2 separate regions of the Mus musculus genome follow, and region 1 is linked to region 2. Evidence: chromatin loops called from intact Hi-C (ENCODE). Cell type or tissue: heart. All regions are shown on one strand. Links, peaks and the distances in the headings refer to the core of each region. The heading gives the core; the rest is flanking DNA. Region 1 holds the start of Rflnb (refilin B). Region 2 overlaps Vps53 (VPS53 GARP complex subunit).

Region 1 (9,268 bases), core at 640-8,639, 53 kb before region 2:
TGGATGGATGGATAGATGGTTGGATGGATGGATGGACTGACTGATGGAATAGCAGGGCTGGAGATAGAACCCATGCTCTTGAGTGCTAAGTAGGAACTCCAACCCTGAGTTAAACCCCTAGCCCTGAGCTGGGGGCCTAAAAGCAGCACACAGGCTTTCAAAGTTTGCCGTAAGCTCAGCATTTCCACAGCAACTGAATTCCATCCCAGTTTACCTTAGCTGGAAGCCTTTAGTCTAACGACTTAACTTGCCTACACTTCAATAAAAGGTTCCTGAAAACAAAGGGTGAAATGTCTACTTGCAGCTGGAGCTGTTGGGGTAATTAAATCACACACAGCACAAAGATATTTCGGTCAATGACTGGCTACATGTATGACAGTGGTCCCATAAGATGACATTATCCAGTGACTTTGCAGCTTCTTAATAGGCACAATTGCATGTTAACATATTCAAGTGGGTTGGTAACATTTTAACTTTTTTGATGACTTGATACAAGCTAGAGTCATCTGAGAAGAAGGAACTCAACTGAGAAAATGACCCACCCCATCAGTTTAGTTTATAGGCAAACGTGGAGCCTTGTCTTGGTTGGTGATTGATGTGGAAGGGTACAGCCCACTGTGGGTAGTGCCATCCTTATTTGGTCCCAGGGTGTATAGAAAGCAAGTGAGCAAGCACAGAGGGGCAAGCCAGTAAGCAGCAGTCCTCCATGGTCCCTACCTCTAGGTTGCTCTCCTGCCTTGACTTCCCTTCACGATGTGAGTTGGAATAAACTCTCTCCCCACAAATTGCTTTTGGTCGTGGTGCATATTCAGCCACAGAAACCCAGCAGAGACACTCTGTGGTGACATCCCTGTTCTCTGAATACACCCTCCTAAGTAGAACTGTGTCACGGAACGCAGTGGAGTTGGCTGCTGTGTGGGGCTAAGGAGCTTCTCCACCAGCTCCGCTCCATAACCAGCCAGCTCTTGAATGAGAGGAGAAAGAATTCCAGAAGTGCTAAGTGCTGCTTCTAGAAGGTTGGCTATAGCCATGATCTCAGTGCTTGGCCCACTTCAACTATGGTTTGGGAACCTCCCAACTTTGGGAGACCCTGAGACCTGAGCCAATCACTGAAAGCCAGCTACAACCCCAGTGCCATTTGCATCCCTTAGTTGCTGCATCATCACCGTCATCATCTTATTATTTTGGAGCAAGGTTTTGCAAAGTAGAGCAACCTAGGCTGGAGTCCCCCATGCTCCAGCCTCAGCCTCCTGAGGGCTGGCTGGGACTGTAGGTATACACACCATTCATGGCTGAGGGGGTTCATATGTTCTGAAAGCAGCGCAGTGACGACTTGGGCGCATTCGTATTGCAGCTTCACAGATATCAGCATCTCGACAAGCGTTGCGTGAGTGTGAACCAGCTTTGTGTCTTTCTCCCCAGAGTCACAAGACTCTGATGGGAGCTAATGTCACAAAGTCATGTCCCAGTTTTGTCAGAAATACAAGCTCCAGGGGAATAAAAGCCTAACCTGCTCACCTCTAAATGGGTGAGCCTCCCTCTGTTCCTTATCAAAGGCTCCTTTGTGCTCAAGCAACTGAAACTGCAGCTACAAAATCCCCAGTCACCAAAAGTAAAATTCCTTTCCCTAAAAAGACAGCTCTTTGCGGGAACGTCTCCACAGCAATTTGCCCTGATAATCCTGGTTGAGATCATTCCCAGAGGACTTGCCCAGTGACATAACGTGAGACAGGTCATAGCACCTTGACTGGGGCTGGGGGTAGAGGGATGCGTGGCTTCTAGAAAGAAGAATTAATAAATTCAACAGACAGACTCTTTGGCTCCCCATGGCATGGTATATGACACACACAAAGAACATGGCAGAACTTTATCACAAAATCCCACTTAAAAAGAGTGTCCACATTAGGTGTAATGCTGTACACGCTCAGGAGGCTGAGACAGAAGTAGCCTAAGCTCGAAGTCAGCCTGAGGTACACAGTGAATGCGAGGCCAGCTAACGAGACACAGCAAGATTTCATCCCAAACTTTAAATGGCTATATAATGGAGTCCCTATATATTTAACTAGTTAGAGCATAAGAAAATAAGTCAAACTATTAATGGTTTTCTGTGCATTTTCATAATTAACCTTTTCAAAAACAATAAGCGATTATACTTGGGTTTTTTTTTTAATATTTTAAGAATAGGGTCAGTATACTCACTTTATTTCCTTTGGTGGCAAGGGGTCAAACTCAACTCCTTCGCCGAAGGACAGGGGACAGAGTCTCGGTGAGCAGATGGCAGCTAGCGAGTGGGTCAGAGATGCTGGGTTCTTCCGGGAGAGGAGAGAAGGGATAAAGCTATGAGTGACCCGCCTTGTGGTGACCACAGTCTGGCCCTACAAAGGACAGGGCTGGCCCATGGCATGAGAAGAGCATTAGACAGGGCACCGAAGGTCAGGGTTCAAATCCCAGATCAGTCTAGTGCCCCTCCCTACTTCTCAGTGACATGCACGCATGTGCACAGTAGGCACTGTCCATCCTAAATGGGCTTTGTGCCCTCTGTAGAGCTGTGTCACACGTCCTATGTCCTTATCTGTGTGCTGGGGGGAGGGGAGGGGTGCCCCCCTTCCCATCACCGAAGGTTTGAGAAAGGCAGAAGAGGAAGCTGACCTGATGAACACACTATGTCCACATCAGGACTGACGGGAGGGCCCTGTGGCAAGAAAGCCCCACAACTCAGACTTAACTCTTCAGAACCCTCAATTATGCAGAGCCCCTCCCCCCACGCAGTTGTCCCAGCAATAGTTAGAGAAAGGCTAAATCCTAATGCCAAGAGACAAAGCTTCCAGGAGTTTTGTTTTTAAGGTAAAGATCCACCTCTGCTTCCCCATCTCCTTTGCCTCTGGGGTTGATATAGCGGCCGCCATCCATGCCAGAGGGTCCCCACAACTGTTAACAGTGGAGGCCAGAGATGCCTTCGCTCTGGGTCAGGCCTCCACTAACCAGAAAGCTTAGTGTGTGGAATACAGCTTTGACAAATTCAGGCAAATTCAGGTGACCCTCTCTGGTCCCCCTCTGTGCTCCAGTGCAGAGATAAACACAGTGTGGAAGGACCTAGCAGCCCTTTGTACTCTCTGGTTCTCCGAGAGCTGTCATTTTCTTTGCTTAATTTAAGAGCAAGAACTCCATTTGTGCCAGGATGTAGAAGAGGCAGTCCCACCCCTAGGACAGAGAAGGAGGCAAGTGTTTCTAAGAGGTTGGCTCAGGGATCTTTACTGTGTTACCAGCAGAAGATGCAAAAGCCAAAAGCATGTTGGGGAGCTGGGGTACCATTCCAGGGCTAGGATGGAGTTTACTGAGACCAGTGGGGGAGGGGATATATAGTTCAAGCTAAAGGAAGTGGACAGAGGGTGTGCATGAGGTGAGGCCACAGAGCTCTCCTACAATTCCAAGACATCTTTCTTCTAGGTGTCCATACTGGTTTCTCCTGTCCTGCCTCCTTTGTATCCCCATCCCTGCTCCCCAGACAGACATTCCCTGGGTATCCAGGGGTGGGAGAGAGTCAGTGCGCTATTGGGTCAGCAGCAGTGATAAGATAGACCCACACAGAGACACTGAGCCTGGACACCAAGCCACAGGTTCTGGAAGAAGCCTGAGAAAGCTCCCCCAGGAGGCCACATAGTGAGGAAGGGCCACCAGGACTTGAATGGGAAAGGTGAGAGGGTCAAGGTTCATGTCAGGTGCAGGAATCCATGTCAGAGGCACCAGTGAGTGTCTGATCGGTGGTCAGAGCAGGAAAGATGAGAGAGACTGAAAGACCAAGCTGAAGCAAGTTTCACCTTGGAGTGGAAATAAAAGGTGCTGGTTTTTGCTGGGACAGGGTCAGTAGGTCAAGAAGGCCCCACACCAGCAAAGCTCCATTTTGGTCCTTAAGCATAACACTTGCCGCTGACCTCCCCATGGGAGGCACAGTCACAGCTCTCCTTCAGTCTTACTTTGAGCTTCTACTGTAGACAGGATGTGGCCTTTCTTGAGCTGTGCTCTGAATATCATCACCTGAACAGATCCCAAGACAAAACAGACTTGGGAGTTTTTCTTGCAAAGAGTTTAAAGGAAAAGAAGGAAAAGGATTAATACTTTCAAAGCCCTGGCCACCTGGAGGACGCTGATCTCATTAAGTGCAGAACACTGGCTGGGAAAAAAAGACCTACCAGACCCTGAAGACTCTTGTGTGTGACTAACCCCAAAGGCTGTGGTCCGCCTTGCGCCAGGAGCCCAGAGCACACCCCTCTCCCAGGTCCCGGCAGAGGGAGGCCGCTTTGGGAGCAAAGCCGCGGGGCGTGGGCCCCCCGGGTGGGGAGGGCCCGGGATCCCTGTCCGTGTCCCGGGAGCCCCACCCAGCCCGCCCCAGCAGGAATGTGGTCGAGCCGCAGCCTGGCAGCCTCGGGGGCCGCCACCTCGAAGGGAGGAGACCGCGGCTTGCCTCTCCCGGGGCTCCCGCGCCTCCCAGGCGATGACAATTTTCCAGCCACTGGCTCCAGCTGGCCAGGCTCTCTCGCTACGCTCCCGCCCCGGCTCCCGGCGATGGCCACGCCGTCTCGACGGGCGGGTGGCCGCACCGACTGCGAAAGCTGGAGACTCCCCGGGGAGGGCTGCGGGTGGGCCGGGACTGGGAGAAGTCCGCGCGGGAGGCAACTCACCGGGACTATAGGGGTCACCGCCGCATCGGGCTCCAGCGTCCCTGCGACCGGAGCGCGCTCCCCACCGCCGCCCGCCGTCGCTGCGAGCCCCCAGTGGCTGGGGCTAGGGCTTGGGGGCAGCCCCGAGTCCGGGCTGTCCAGGACGCCGTCGCCTTTTTTCTTCGTGTCCACGAGTTCAGGGACATCCTGCAGGCTCAGCCGGCCCACCATAGCTGCACGTGTGGCGGGACCGGGCACAGCCGCCGCGGTGTTGGAGTGCAAGAGAGGGCCGCACACGCGGGCCGGGGCCGCTGCCCTCCGGGCTGCCCTCCTTGCCCCGCCGCCGGCGCGTTGTCCGGGTGTCGCCAGCGGCCGCGCTCGTTCGAGGCCCCGCCCTCCGCCCCGCCCCGAGGGCTGGCCCAGCCGCGGTGACCGCCGAGAGGCCAAGCGCCAGGGGCCGCTGCGCTCCCGCCGCGCGCCGCCCAGCTCGTCCGAGCGCCGATCTTCCCGCGACGGGCCTCCCCTCCCACCTCCCCGGCATGCCGCGACTGGCAAAGCTGCGAGGCTTCGTCCGGCCCCGCACCCTGTCCCTATGGTCCACGGCGATCCTTGCTCCATGCACTGTCCCCCGGCCCCCGAGAGGTGCTAATATCTCTAGATCTGGCAGCCCAGAGCCAAGGAGTCCCAGTCTGCAGAGGCCGGGGGCGGGGGGGGGGGGGGGGGCGTGGGGAGAGAGGACGAGCAAACAACTGGAAATTATTAATACTTAATGCGCTTCGTATGGCTCCAGCGGCCTGTTGGCTCAGCAGGGCCTGCTCTGGCTCTCACGTCTGCCCCGGAGGAGAGAGGGCCTACTCCTCCGGACTCCCGGGGGCGTCGATCACTCCCTGGTCCCGGGCACAGCTGAACAGGCTGTGGCCAGTCCAGGCAGGGAAGTTCTGAGGGTGTCACAGGCTTGGATCTCCCAAAGAGACCAGCAAACAGAGCAGCTCTCTTAGGGAGTCAAGATTCCCCTTATGGAGGCCACAGTCTATTCACTCACAGGAACTTTCTCCCTCTGTCCTATCAGAGGGAATCTCTTCTACAAACAAAACAAAACCTAAACTCAACAGCAAACAGACTGTGGTCCTTCCTGATAGGTTTGACAGAGAAGCTCTTCTTCAGTGGGAAGTAATTGAGTTGGGGTGTGCCTAAAATCATTGTCTTTTCTTCTTTCCTTTCCTTTCCTTTCCTTTCCTTCCCCTTCCCCTTCCCCTTCCCCTTCCCCTTCCCCTTCCCCTTCCCCTTCCCCTTCCCCTTCCCCTTCCCCTTCCTTCCTTTCTTTCTTTCTTTCTTTCTTTCTTTCTTTCTTTCTTTCTTTCCTCTCATGGAGATGTCCCGGGGTCAACACCAAGTGCCACGTGCTCCACCAGAAGTCTTCCCTGGATCACCTTCGTGGTCCAATCCACATCTTTGCAAGAACAAAGAACATCTGTCCTGCTTGGGGCAGATTTGTTAAAATATATATATATATATATATATATATATATATATATATATATATATATGTTCAGAGTGACTAGATCTACCAGCAAAGTTCAGTCCTCCTTTCTCTCTACCCATCATTTTTGATACGGAGAGAGAAGGGCTTGCCTTTAATCATGTGATGGATAGAAGGCAGCTTGCTAGGAACAGAAAGCCAGGGTCATTCCTTCTACAGAGGATACATCCTGTAGGGGGCTGGACTGGGAGGTTGTTCATTCATTCAGGGGTGGTGGGAATAGGTTACAAAAATCTACAGTGTACAGTACTGGACAAGTGTCTAATGCAAGGACAATCTGAGGTGTCACACTTCCCTACCCCTGTTGACCTCAATATCTGTACACCTTGCAGAACTGGACCCCCACATCAGAGGAGAAACCTCTGTGCTTTCTGAGGGTGTGAAAAGTGGACTGGTCAGACTGGGAGAGATGACCAGGAAGGTAGCAGTTGCTCCAAGGAGATGGTAACCTCCTGCTTCACCAGGCCAGAAGAGCTGGAGGTCGGGACAGAGAAAGCTCAGAAGCTGGGCCAGGAGGACCACGCCCCATCTCAGTGCGGATTGTTGTGGGGGCAGTTTGGGAGGTGCCTACTTTGGGACTTGCTGACTCCAGAGCTACACTGCCACCCTCTGAGCACCATTCTGAGGCCACACTGCCACCCTCTGAGCACCACTCTGAATACTGATCTACATTCCGGCAGAAGACCCACGGAGACATCAAAGCTGCTAGCATGAGCAAGAGAGCATGAAGCTGCCAGACTTTAGAGGCTTCAAGAGAATTCAGGGAGACACGGTTTTGGCACACTTCCTCACTGCACCGGTGATCAGAAAGCAGCTGGCCCAGGATATCAGAGAAGCTTCTGAAATCCAGGAGTAGCAGTCATCAACCTAGACACTGGGAGTAGCTGATTTTACAACCTGTCTGAGTTCTGTCTGTCCACCAAAAACAACCTCTCCCAACTCTTTCAGTCACAGACCAAACAGGGCATCCTCCTGCCTCTGCAGAATTACCAAGCAACTCTCAAAGCATGAGCTGAGCATCCCATCAGTCCTCCCTCCCTCCCTCCCTCCCTCCCTCCCTCCCTCCCTCCCTCCCTCCCTCCCTCCCTCCCTCCCTCCCTCTCTCCCTCCCTCCCTCCCTCCCTCCCTTCTTTCCTTATCTGTTTAACACTGATGTATGCAGAAATCAGCAGGGCTTGGAGGAGAATCAAACATAGGACTGTTCAGGATGCAGAGGTCAAGGTGGTGAACCTCTGTCCCATTCAGAATCCCCAGAATCACCCATAAATCTCCTGCCGATAATACTATCTGGCCAGGCCTTGTCTGGGATCCCTGGCACTCCTGGTTGGAGAACAGAGGTGCTCTTGGAATGAGAAAGGGCCAAACCAATGGACTCAGATGTCCCTAGAAGGGGATTTGCCATGTAACTGTGTGTGTGTGAACTTTGCAGCTCAGATCCTGGAATTGGGCTCTATCTCTGCAGCCTTGAGCAGTGAGTTTAGACCTAAAATGCTCTCTTGGCACACACCTTTAATCCCAACACCTGGGAGGCAAAGGCAGGCAGGTCTCTATGAGTTCAAGGCCAGCCTGTTCTACAGAGCTAGCTCCAGGACAGCCTGGACTACACAGAGAAGCCTGTCTCAAAAACAACAACAACAAAGTTTCTGGCCTGAAATTCTAGACAATTCTCCTGCCTCAGCCTATCACTTCCAAGTACTAGGATTATGGTGTGAACCACTACCCCCAGCTTCCTAGAGCCTTGCTCCACAAATTCTTCACTATCTTACATCTTCTTCCAGATGTTTCCCCCAGGATGTTGCTCAGAATATCCTAATTAAAGCTTGGGGGGAATTCCAGGCCCGTCGGGGCTACATACCAAGAACTTGTATTAAAATAAAGTAAAATAAAGCCAGCAGGGGAAAGAAAGAGGCACCTGACTCTCCCCTGACCCATCCTGGCCCAGTTTTGGAGACAGGCTTTCAATTGAGGAACAGCTGGTTATCTGTAGAAACCAGGAGGTAGGTTAGACAAAACAAGCAAGGTCCAGAGAGACCATGGGGCCTACATAGAGATTGGCCTCATCTAAATGCTGTCCTTTCAGAAAAGGGTCATCACCGCTAGGGGCCTAGATCACAGAGGCACCGTGTCCTCACAGACCTTGGCTTCCAGCCTGTGCTCTCTCCCAGCATCCCTCAGGAACAAAGGCTGCCTGACAACGGATGCCAACCCTGAAGCTTTTGTAAGGTTTGTTTTTCTCTCTTTTCTTTTTGCACTTAGTAAACTGATGCCCAAATGGGAATTAAGTCAGACAAGGGCAAAGCAGGACCCCCCTCATGGCTGCTGCTTATTTCTGTGGACTGGCCTGTCTTCAGCAAAGCCAGCCAATGGACTAAAACCACTCTCGGCTCAGTCTTCTGGCTTTTGCCCATGTCTGTGGCACATTGGGGTCTCCAGCCTCCAGGATTCAGGGTTGTTCTCTGTTCAATAATGGGGAGGATTTGCCTCACTGTCCAGATCTCTTCTTTCCTTCATGTATTCATGCTAACGAAATGCTTTAAAAACTAGAACTCAATTCTTTCCTCTAAGTATCTGAAGATTAAAGTCCTTATTTTCAAAGGACATTGGAAGAGATCTGCCATACTTATTCAAGAAGGAAGGGTAGGTGGCACAGGCCCGCAACATCAGCACTTAGGAGATGGAGACACAGGGATCACAAATCTGAGAATTAAAGGCCTGACTGAAGAGATGGCTCAGGAGGTAAAAACACTTGCTGTTCTTCTCAAGGTCAAAGTTCAGTTTCCAGTACACATGGCAGCTCACAGCTTTCTATATTTCCAGTTCCAGAGGATCCAACAGCCTCACACAGACATACATGCAGGCAAAACATAAATGCACATTTCATATATATATCTATACATATATACATATATGAATATATATGAACTGAAGGGTATCCTTGACTACCTTGAGAGTTTGAGGCCAGCCTGGGCTACATGAGCCCTTGTTAGGTTTTGTTGTTGTTGTTGTTTTTTTTAAATTTTGTTTTAAGGGAGCAGGGCGGAATAAAAAAGATGTGCTTTAGCCAGGAACC
Region 2 (8,000 bases), core at 1-8,000:
GTAGGAAAAGAAGGAGGAGGAAGAAAAGAAAGAGGAAGAAGAGGAAAAGGAGGCAGAGGCAGAGGAGGAGGAGGAGGGGTAAGGGGGCACTCTTCTCACAGCTGATGGGGCATGAACGCCCTGGGACCTCTCTTAGTAGAGACTAAAGCACACGGCGTCTGTGAAGAAGGAAGGCTGACCTGCAGCAAGTGCCTGGAAGGTACGTACGTGCTGAATGTGTCCATTTCTCCTGTGAGATTAATTCGTTCAGTCAGGCTCACATCAACTTTTTCTTTGAGTTTTTCTTCTAGCTGTTAGAAAAGGGCAGAAGCAGAAGGGTGTTTAATGATTACCCAAAGGTGTTCCATACTACTGAGGCTCACAAAGTGACGACCCAGACAGTTCTAGGCATGACATGGGACACTTAATTCCCACAGGATGTGAGGGAAGTCCTGTTACCCTGACTTCATAGGTGAGGACTACAGTAGCCACAGCAGGTGATAGGGTCAAATAAGCTCCCTAGAGCCCAGCTCCTTTGGCACCACTCTGGGCTCACTTCTGAGAACACACCAATAGCTCGCATGGTTTGTTCTCTACAGGCTCATGATTTGAGTATTTGGTCCCTAGTGGTGGCGCTATTTTGAAGGCCGTAGAGCCTTTATGAGTTAGAGACTGCATATCAAAAGTGGGTGAGAGCATTTGAAGGTTACAGGAGAACCCTGCCTCCTGGCCAATAGCCAGAGGAGTCTCTTCTCATGTCTGCACAGCCAGGAGCACCATTGCTCTTTCCCAGCGTGGGTGGACTGCAAAAACCTCTCCTCCCTTAAGCCGTATCTATGAAGGAGGGACACTTCTGATCCCTCCTTCTCTTAAGCTGTATCTACGTATAGTTTCCCTGCTTACCCTGTGATATGTAGCCTCCCCAACCAGTGTTGGGAACTTTTAATGAGAGTGACAGTAAAATCAGCCAAGATGTTTGCCAAGGTACCAGATGTCTCAGTGATGAATCAGAAATACATCTTTACTTTGGTCAGCTTAGGGCAGGAGCATTCACATCCTCCGGAGTGATATACGATGGAGAGATATAGGATGGTCGGGATCTGTGCGTACCTAAAAATGCCCTGGGGATGGATAAATCTAGCACTCTTAAGAGAGTCACTCTCACTCTAAGAAGGTGAGTGCTTTGCATTAAGATTTAAAGTGCTCTTAGAGGGATGGAGCCATGCAAGGACTTTTGGAAGATTTAATTCTGCCACTACTAAGGGGTGAGGGGCTGTTTAGAGAACTCAATAGGTCAGACTCCGCATTTGTAAAGTTCTTCCCAGAAGGGTTCATATTACTGAAAACCTGGACACCTATGCGGGAGGGTGGCACAGTGTTCCACAGACCTGTGTTCACATGCTCCAGGGGCCTCTGCTACTTTGCTGAAGATACATCCTAACTTTAAGCATGGCATGGCTCTTGTCATCTATCTCTCTGGTCCCATCTTGCTATCTTTGCCTTGCCTCTGGCATTTACAATTGCAGGGTCTTGGTCTCCATATTTCCTCCCTCTACAATGTCCCTGCTCCCCCTCCTGACTCCATTTCCTAGCCCTCCCAACTCCTCTCTTGGTGTTTGTTTCTTCTCCCACCCTTACTACAGAGTGGCAGGGAAACCCTCGCCTGCTTGCTTGCTATTTGTTTTCCATCTGCTCTAAGTCTCCTGACAGGAAGATGCCTGTCTCCTCTGCACAACACCAGCTGAAGCAGCACATAGAAGTGTATAGTAAAGCTCCCTTGAAGGGATGACAGAATTAACGAGAGACTCAAAACGGGTTGAGAAAGCTGAGGTAGCACTGGTATCAAAAGATGTCTGAGACAGCCAAGTGTGCTGGCCTGGAATTGGAATCCCAGCTATCTAGAGGCAGAGACAGTGAAAACTGCTGTAATCTAGCCTGGGCCAACAAGAATTTGTCAGCTGGATATGGTGACACAAGCTTTTAATCCCAGCACTGGGGAGGCAGAGGCAGGTGGGTATCTGTGAGTTTGAGGCCAGCCTGGTTTACAAACCAAGTCCAGGACATCCAGGACATCTGTGGTTCTGCTATACAGAGAAACTCTGTCTCGACACCTCACCCCCAAAAGGAGAATTTGTCTTAGAGAGACAGAGATAGATAGAAACAGACAGACAGATAGACAGATAGATAGATAGATAGATAGATAGATAGATAGATAGATAGAATGAGAAAGAAAAAAGGAAGATGTCTATGATCTAATTATGAACAAAATAAGGCCACTTTGTTGTAGAATAACATGTAGAATTTGAGACTATTTTTCTTAAAAAGAAAAATGCAAAGTGTTTGGGAGGACATGTTAGCAAGATGGAGAGCAGCAACTGCTTGGAAAGAGGAGGTGCTCTTGCCAACAGCAGCACCGTCTTCCTTACTCTAGCCCTGTGAGAGGTCTTGGGTGGTCTGAAGCCAGGGCGGCACACACGCTAGGTGAGTATTCTACCACTGAATGCCCTAGCCCTATAGTAAGTCTGAAAATCAAGATATATACCACCCAACTTTTACTCTTATTTGTCAATGGTGTTTGGATTCATTGTAAAATTTTCTTGCCTAGGGGCTGGAGAGATGGCTCAGCAGTTAAGAACACTAACTGCTCTTCCAGAGGTCCTGAGTTCAATTCCCAGTATCCTCATGGTGGTTCATAACGATCTGTCATGGCATCCAATGCCCTCTTCTGGTGTGTCTGAAGACAGCTATAGTGTACTCATAAATATAAAATAAATAAATAAATCTTTAAAAAGTTTTTTTCTTGCCTAAAAGGCCTAATTCCCAAATACTCCAATACCCACGGCTGAGCAGGACTTAGCTTTGAGGGCACAGTTGAATCCACTGCAATTCCTGAGTCTGTGGCGACTCTGTCTTGAATTGATCACTTGTTACATGATGTAGCATCTCAAGTTCACTTTTTAAAAACTATTTTATTATTTTATGTATATGACTATTTTGCTTGCATGTATCTATGTGTGCCACAAGAGTGCCTGGTGCCTGTGGACCAGAAAAGGCAACCAATCTCTTAGAAATGGAGTTACAGACAGTTGTAAGCTGCAATGTAGATGCTGAGAATCCAACCTGGGTCCTCTGGAAGAGCAACTAGTGCTCTTAACTGCTGAGCATGTCTCCAGCCCCTATTATGTTTTAAGACAGGGTCTCTAGTCCAGGCTGGCCTTAAGCGCTCTATGTAGCTGAAGAAGACCCTGAACTTCTGAGTTTCCTCTAAATGCAGAGGTGCGGTGTGTCACTTTCCTCACTTGATGTCTAAGATTCTGTGTTAAGAGCTGGGTGGTGGTGGTGGAGGAATAGTGGTGGGGGTAGGGTGGGGGTTGGAGCACACCTTTAATCCCAGCACTTGGAGGCAGAGGGCAATCTCTGAGTTTTTGAGGCCAGCCTATCTATACCCTGAGACCCTGTCTAAATCTCTGAATTAGTGACATTATTTTATGTGTCTTATTCATTCATATACTCTAAACATCTATTTTCCTCATGAGGGGTTTGAACATCTCTGTCTCTCTCTGTCTCTGTCTCCTAGGCCAAAGTGGTCTGTGAGTCATTCCTTGTATATGTGACCACACCCCCAAGTAGAGTATGCTACTGCCTTGGCCTTGGCCTCTGGGCCCAGCTGGCTGACCCTCAAGGAGTATGCTGGACACTTCCTGTGTTCATGTTCTGGCACATAGGAATGCCAAGCTGTCACGTCTGAACTGCCCCTTGTAGCTGACTTCTTAGATGCTTAGGAAATACACATTAACATCAGGGAGAGCAGGATTCTCTCAGGTTGCTTCAGGGGGATCCCAGGCCAAATGGGGAAAAGAAGTCTATAACCCCGTGGAGGGCTGAGTGGCAAGTTCCTCTGGCTCACCTTCTGCAAAGCTAGTTTGTTGAATTGCCTTCCATTGGCTCCATCAGAGGCCTCACCCTTTCTGCTTCACAGTTAACACTTCAAACAATGGTTGTTTGTTATGGTGGACAGAGGATGCTACAAAATGGCAGGAAAGGCTGCTTGGTACCCAGAAGTCAGTTTATTGATGCTTTTCCCATGAAGGACACTGTGCTACTGACCTACTTTTAAGAGGTCATGCCTGTTTTGTAGCTTACATGTGGGTGAAAGCTGGCCGTTTCTCCCCTGTAAGATGGCTGCCTGGGCAGTCTCTGACTATAAGGTGAGTTTGCTCCTGAGAGGCTAAGCGGCCTGCCCAAGGTGGCAGGAGACCTTAGTGGAGCTCACAGGTCCCACTCCAGGCGTGGGAGAGAGCTCTGGGAGAGAGGCGAGCTTGGATGGGTGCTCACCTGCTGGGTGGTAGCCAGACAATACTCGGCTGTGCTCAGGATGCTGCAGATGAGACACAGCTCCTCCAGAGTGAACCTGGCCACTTCTGAGCCCTCCTTCTCTTTGAGGAGGCTGCTGATGGTCAGCCCCCCACTGCTGCTGCTGGTTCTGAAAAAAAGGACAGGAACTAGTCAGGCTGCAGCTGCTAACTTGCTTCCTGAAGCTGCATATTTTATGACAGGGAAGAAAGCAGAGGAAAGGCTGGCTACAGTACAAATAAATCAACACACAATGGGGGCCTTTGCTCCTGACCTTACCTTGACTGTCATCTGTTCAGGCCATCTCACCCACAGGAACAGGAAGACACAACGCCTAGAGAGCGGGGAGCAGTCCTCACCTGGGGTGACCCCATGCTCACCAAGGAGACCAGCTGACCTAGTGCCTTGGCTTGGGATTCCCCGAGGTGAAGATCCCACTTGGGCCATCTGTGGCACAGAATCTGCTTCTCCTTAATCTTTCTTAGTTAAGGTGCATACATGTGGAGCTCATAAGTGCACACATGGAGTAAGACGGCCTAACAGTGCACACATGCGCCCATGAACACACAAGTAGAGAGCAGAGTTGATGATGGCGTCCTCCTCTGTCTTTCTCCATCTGGTTTTGGAGATAAGTCTCTCACTAAGCCCAGAGCTTGCTAGAGTTGGCCTGACTAGCTCCATTGAGGCCCTGGGGTCTTCTTGCCTCTGCCCTCCTGCTGCTGCTGTTACAGGCGAATGTTGTCGAGCCCAGCCTTTTGTGTGGTGCTGGGGATCTGAACTTGGCTCCTCACGCTTGTGCAGGAGACACTGTACCCACTCAGCGTTCTCCCCTGCCCCAATTCACCCACATCTACACTTAGGGCTGTGGTCACAGCATCAGAGGCTGGAAGACAGTCAGAGGAAGAAAGCTTGTCTATCGGGCATCAACAGGCTGGAGCCACATTGCCTCTGCTACTGAGTAACTAACTTCTTTTTTTCTGTGCTGACACCATGTGTACGGTATACATATACATAAAGGCCCAGCTTAGTGATGTACTGTGACCTACACTGGTGTCTGGGGGAACATGCCTGCTGACAGTCGTGGTCAGCTGTGGATGCCATTATAGAAGACATCACCAACAGTGGGTCAGGTCCTTGAGAGCCTGGGAGGAGTGTTTTCTTCTTCGACATTCTTAGCAGTTCAGTAAACAACCTGAGTGGCTTTCCTTTGAGACTCCCATATTTAGGGATATCAGGAGCCTCAATTCCCCGCTGAGTGTGAGGAGAACAGGACTCACTTAGGCAGGTTGCCAGAGAGGATTTTCCAGGCGTATTCTCGGAGGTACTTCTGGAAGATGGTAGTCAGGGCGATCATGGGCTCGCCTGTGCTGAGCTGTGAGCACTGCACCATGCACTTCTTGTAGTAGACAAAGAGGTCAGCGCAGCTGGGGAGCACAGCACCCCCTTCGTCAGTGTTGGGCTTGGGTGGGCCCTGGGCTTTGAAATCTGCCACAAACCGGTCTATCAGCTCGCTGAGGTTTCTGGAAAAGCAGAAATATTGTTTCACTTGGAGAGATCAGGCAGGAGTGCTGTCTGCAAGGACCGAAGCTGTTCCCATGAGTGCTCTTCCCTGGTGCGACCCAAATTTACAAGTGGGCCCATTTTATCCATGTGGCACTCATCTCCCTGCTTAAAAAAATGGCAGTAGCCAGGCGGTAGTGGCGCACGCCTTTAATCCCAGCACTTGGGAGGCAGAGGCAGGCAGATTTCTGAGTTCGAGGCCAGCTGGGTCTACAAAGTGAGTTCCTGGACAGCCAGAGCTACACAGAGAAACCCTGTCTTGAAAAACCAAAAAAAAAAAAAAAAAAAAAAAAAAAAAAAAAAAGATGGCAGTAATGAAGTCTGGCATTTGTAGATTGCTTTGCTCCAGGCATCTCATCACTATGTCTGACCCCAGACCCCGGTGAGGGAGACAGAGCACTGCTGCTCCTTCAGAAGGTGAGAAAACTGACACCTAAAACTCTGTCATAAAACTGGGTGGCAGAACTGGCTGGAGAACCTGCCACAGAAGCATGCACCCCGGAATGCCAAGCACCAGCTCCCCTTTCCACAAACCAAAGTCCCAAATTCTAAAGGTGGTGACCATTTCCTAGACACTTATGATGGCCCAGGAGTCACAGCTGTACTTTATAATCATGTCACAGAATGCTAACTCTTAGCAATAACCCTCGGAGGTACCTACTTTACTATGCCCCGTCTCCAAAAGCCAGGCACAGAAAAACACCTTGTCCAAGACAAGCAGGGTGCAAACCCCCACAGCCTGGACCCCAGCCTCATGCTTTTCACCAGCCTACAAAAAGGCTCTGATGGCAACAAAGATGTAGACATCATGAACCTAAATGTGTCAGAGGATGGATGGCTTTAAAGAAAGAATGCTTTCCTTCTTTAAGATGAATAGTTTTTCTGTAGAACTTTCAGAATTAAAGATGTAAAAAAAAAAAAAAATCTTGGGATATAAGTGGTGCCTGGGAAAAGTGGCTTGCCTGGTCATGATGAGGAGGGTGGCTGGGATCTGTCTCCACTTTCCCAATCAAACATCTCTCAAGTTGCCCTAGTCACTCCAAGTCATCAGGAGCTGGAATCTAGCAGGGCTTTAACTACTGTCCTCTGTACAGCTGTGTTGTGAGGACAATGGGAGGCCCCTCTTGACATGTGGTATCTTTTTAGCTTGCTGGCTAAGGCTATAAGAATCCAGCTGTGTTTTAAAAATATATTTATACAATAAGGAGAAAAAGGCAAGAACCACACACAGCATCGATTAGCAGGAATAGGAAACAATTGACATTTTACTCCAGTGCTTTTGTTACTCGGTTTATGACATCCAGATGTGGCTGCTTAACAGAGCTAGGTCTCTGCCTGTGGAGACAGGCCTCTTTGGATGACCTTTGCAAGTGCCTTGGCCACCACCCCCACTCTGCACAAACTCTTCTTGCCCTACTTTCCCATGGATCCTCACAGCTCTTATGCGGAGAAGGCACCCAGGCCAGTCACCTCTGTGGCCCCACTGCTGGGCCTTCACTTGTCACCTCCTGGCCAAAGCACCTTCCATCTAGCTCTCTAGGCCATGACCCCATTGCACACTCAAACCAACACCTGCTCCCTCAGCTGGAACTGCCATCACCTGCCACTCACTACCACATGATTTGGTTTTGGTTTGTTCATCTGTTTTGAGACTGGCTTTGAACTTATGACTCTCCTCTTGTATTAGCCTCCTGAGTGCTGGGGTATAGTATGTGCTATACACCTGGTTCTTACTATTTTTTTTTTCCAGGCAGGGTTTTACTATGTTGCCCAAACTGGCCTGAAACTTGTGATATCCTGCCTCAGTTTCTCCACTGCTGGAATTACATGCATGTACCACAGCACCTGGTTTTAGCACTTGAGTAAATATTTTTCTGTACTGTGTAACAGGTCAAGCTTTCCCTATCCTGGTGCACAGTGGGTGATGTGAATCAACAGGGCCCATTCCCTGATTTATGCTGTAATTCCACAGTACTGGGAACAGCACTCCAGCAAGTATCTGCCATAGACACAGCTGATTTACAGTGTTAAGGTCTCTGTGTGCACTAGTGGGTCTCCCCTGGGGTGGCGGTATTTGTTCATGCTCCCTCAGCCCACTGCCCTGGCTA

The links. Hi-C counts contacts between places; a loop is a spot of excess contacts. Peaks named below come from ENCODE experiments on the same cell type or tissue, not always from the same donor. Only the 100,000 strongest peaks of a DNase experiment are listed, where the experiment ranks them.
Region 1: it touches region 2 in a loop (5-fold over the local background); 7 of 42 quality-filtered maps call a loop at or near these places.

What each region holds. Positions count from the first base shown.
Region 1 is chr11:76,022,749-76,032,016 of GRCm38, forward strand. It overlaps Rflnb (refilin B), which reads right to left and starts at 5,034. Exons shown (of 3, transcript NM_029658.1): 1 at 4,680-5,034; 2 at 2,200-2,309. The coding sequence starts at 4,889. In heart, for the core only: CTCF peaks have their summits at 4,150, 5,110 and 8,287; DNase peaks (open chromatin) are centred at 2,550, 4,583 and 5,093; H3K4me3 peaks cover 1,921 bases; H3K27ac peaks cover 1,630 bases; H3K27me3 peaks cover 1,261 bases.
Region 2 is chr11:76,076,833-76,084,832 of GRCm38, forward strand. Vps53 (VPS53 GARP complex subunit) reads right to left here. Exons shown (of 22, transcript NM_026664.4): 14 at 5,610-5,852; 15 at 4,315-4,462; 16 at 208-290. Among named protein-coding and RNA genes, the nearest start is that of Rflnb, 53 kb to the left of the region's middle. In heart, for the core only: no CTCF peak of the experiment used is centred there; DNase peaks (open chromatin) are centred at 3,699 and 4,649.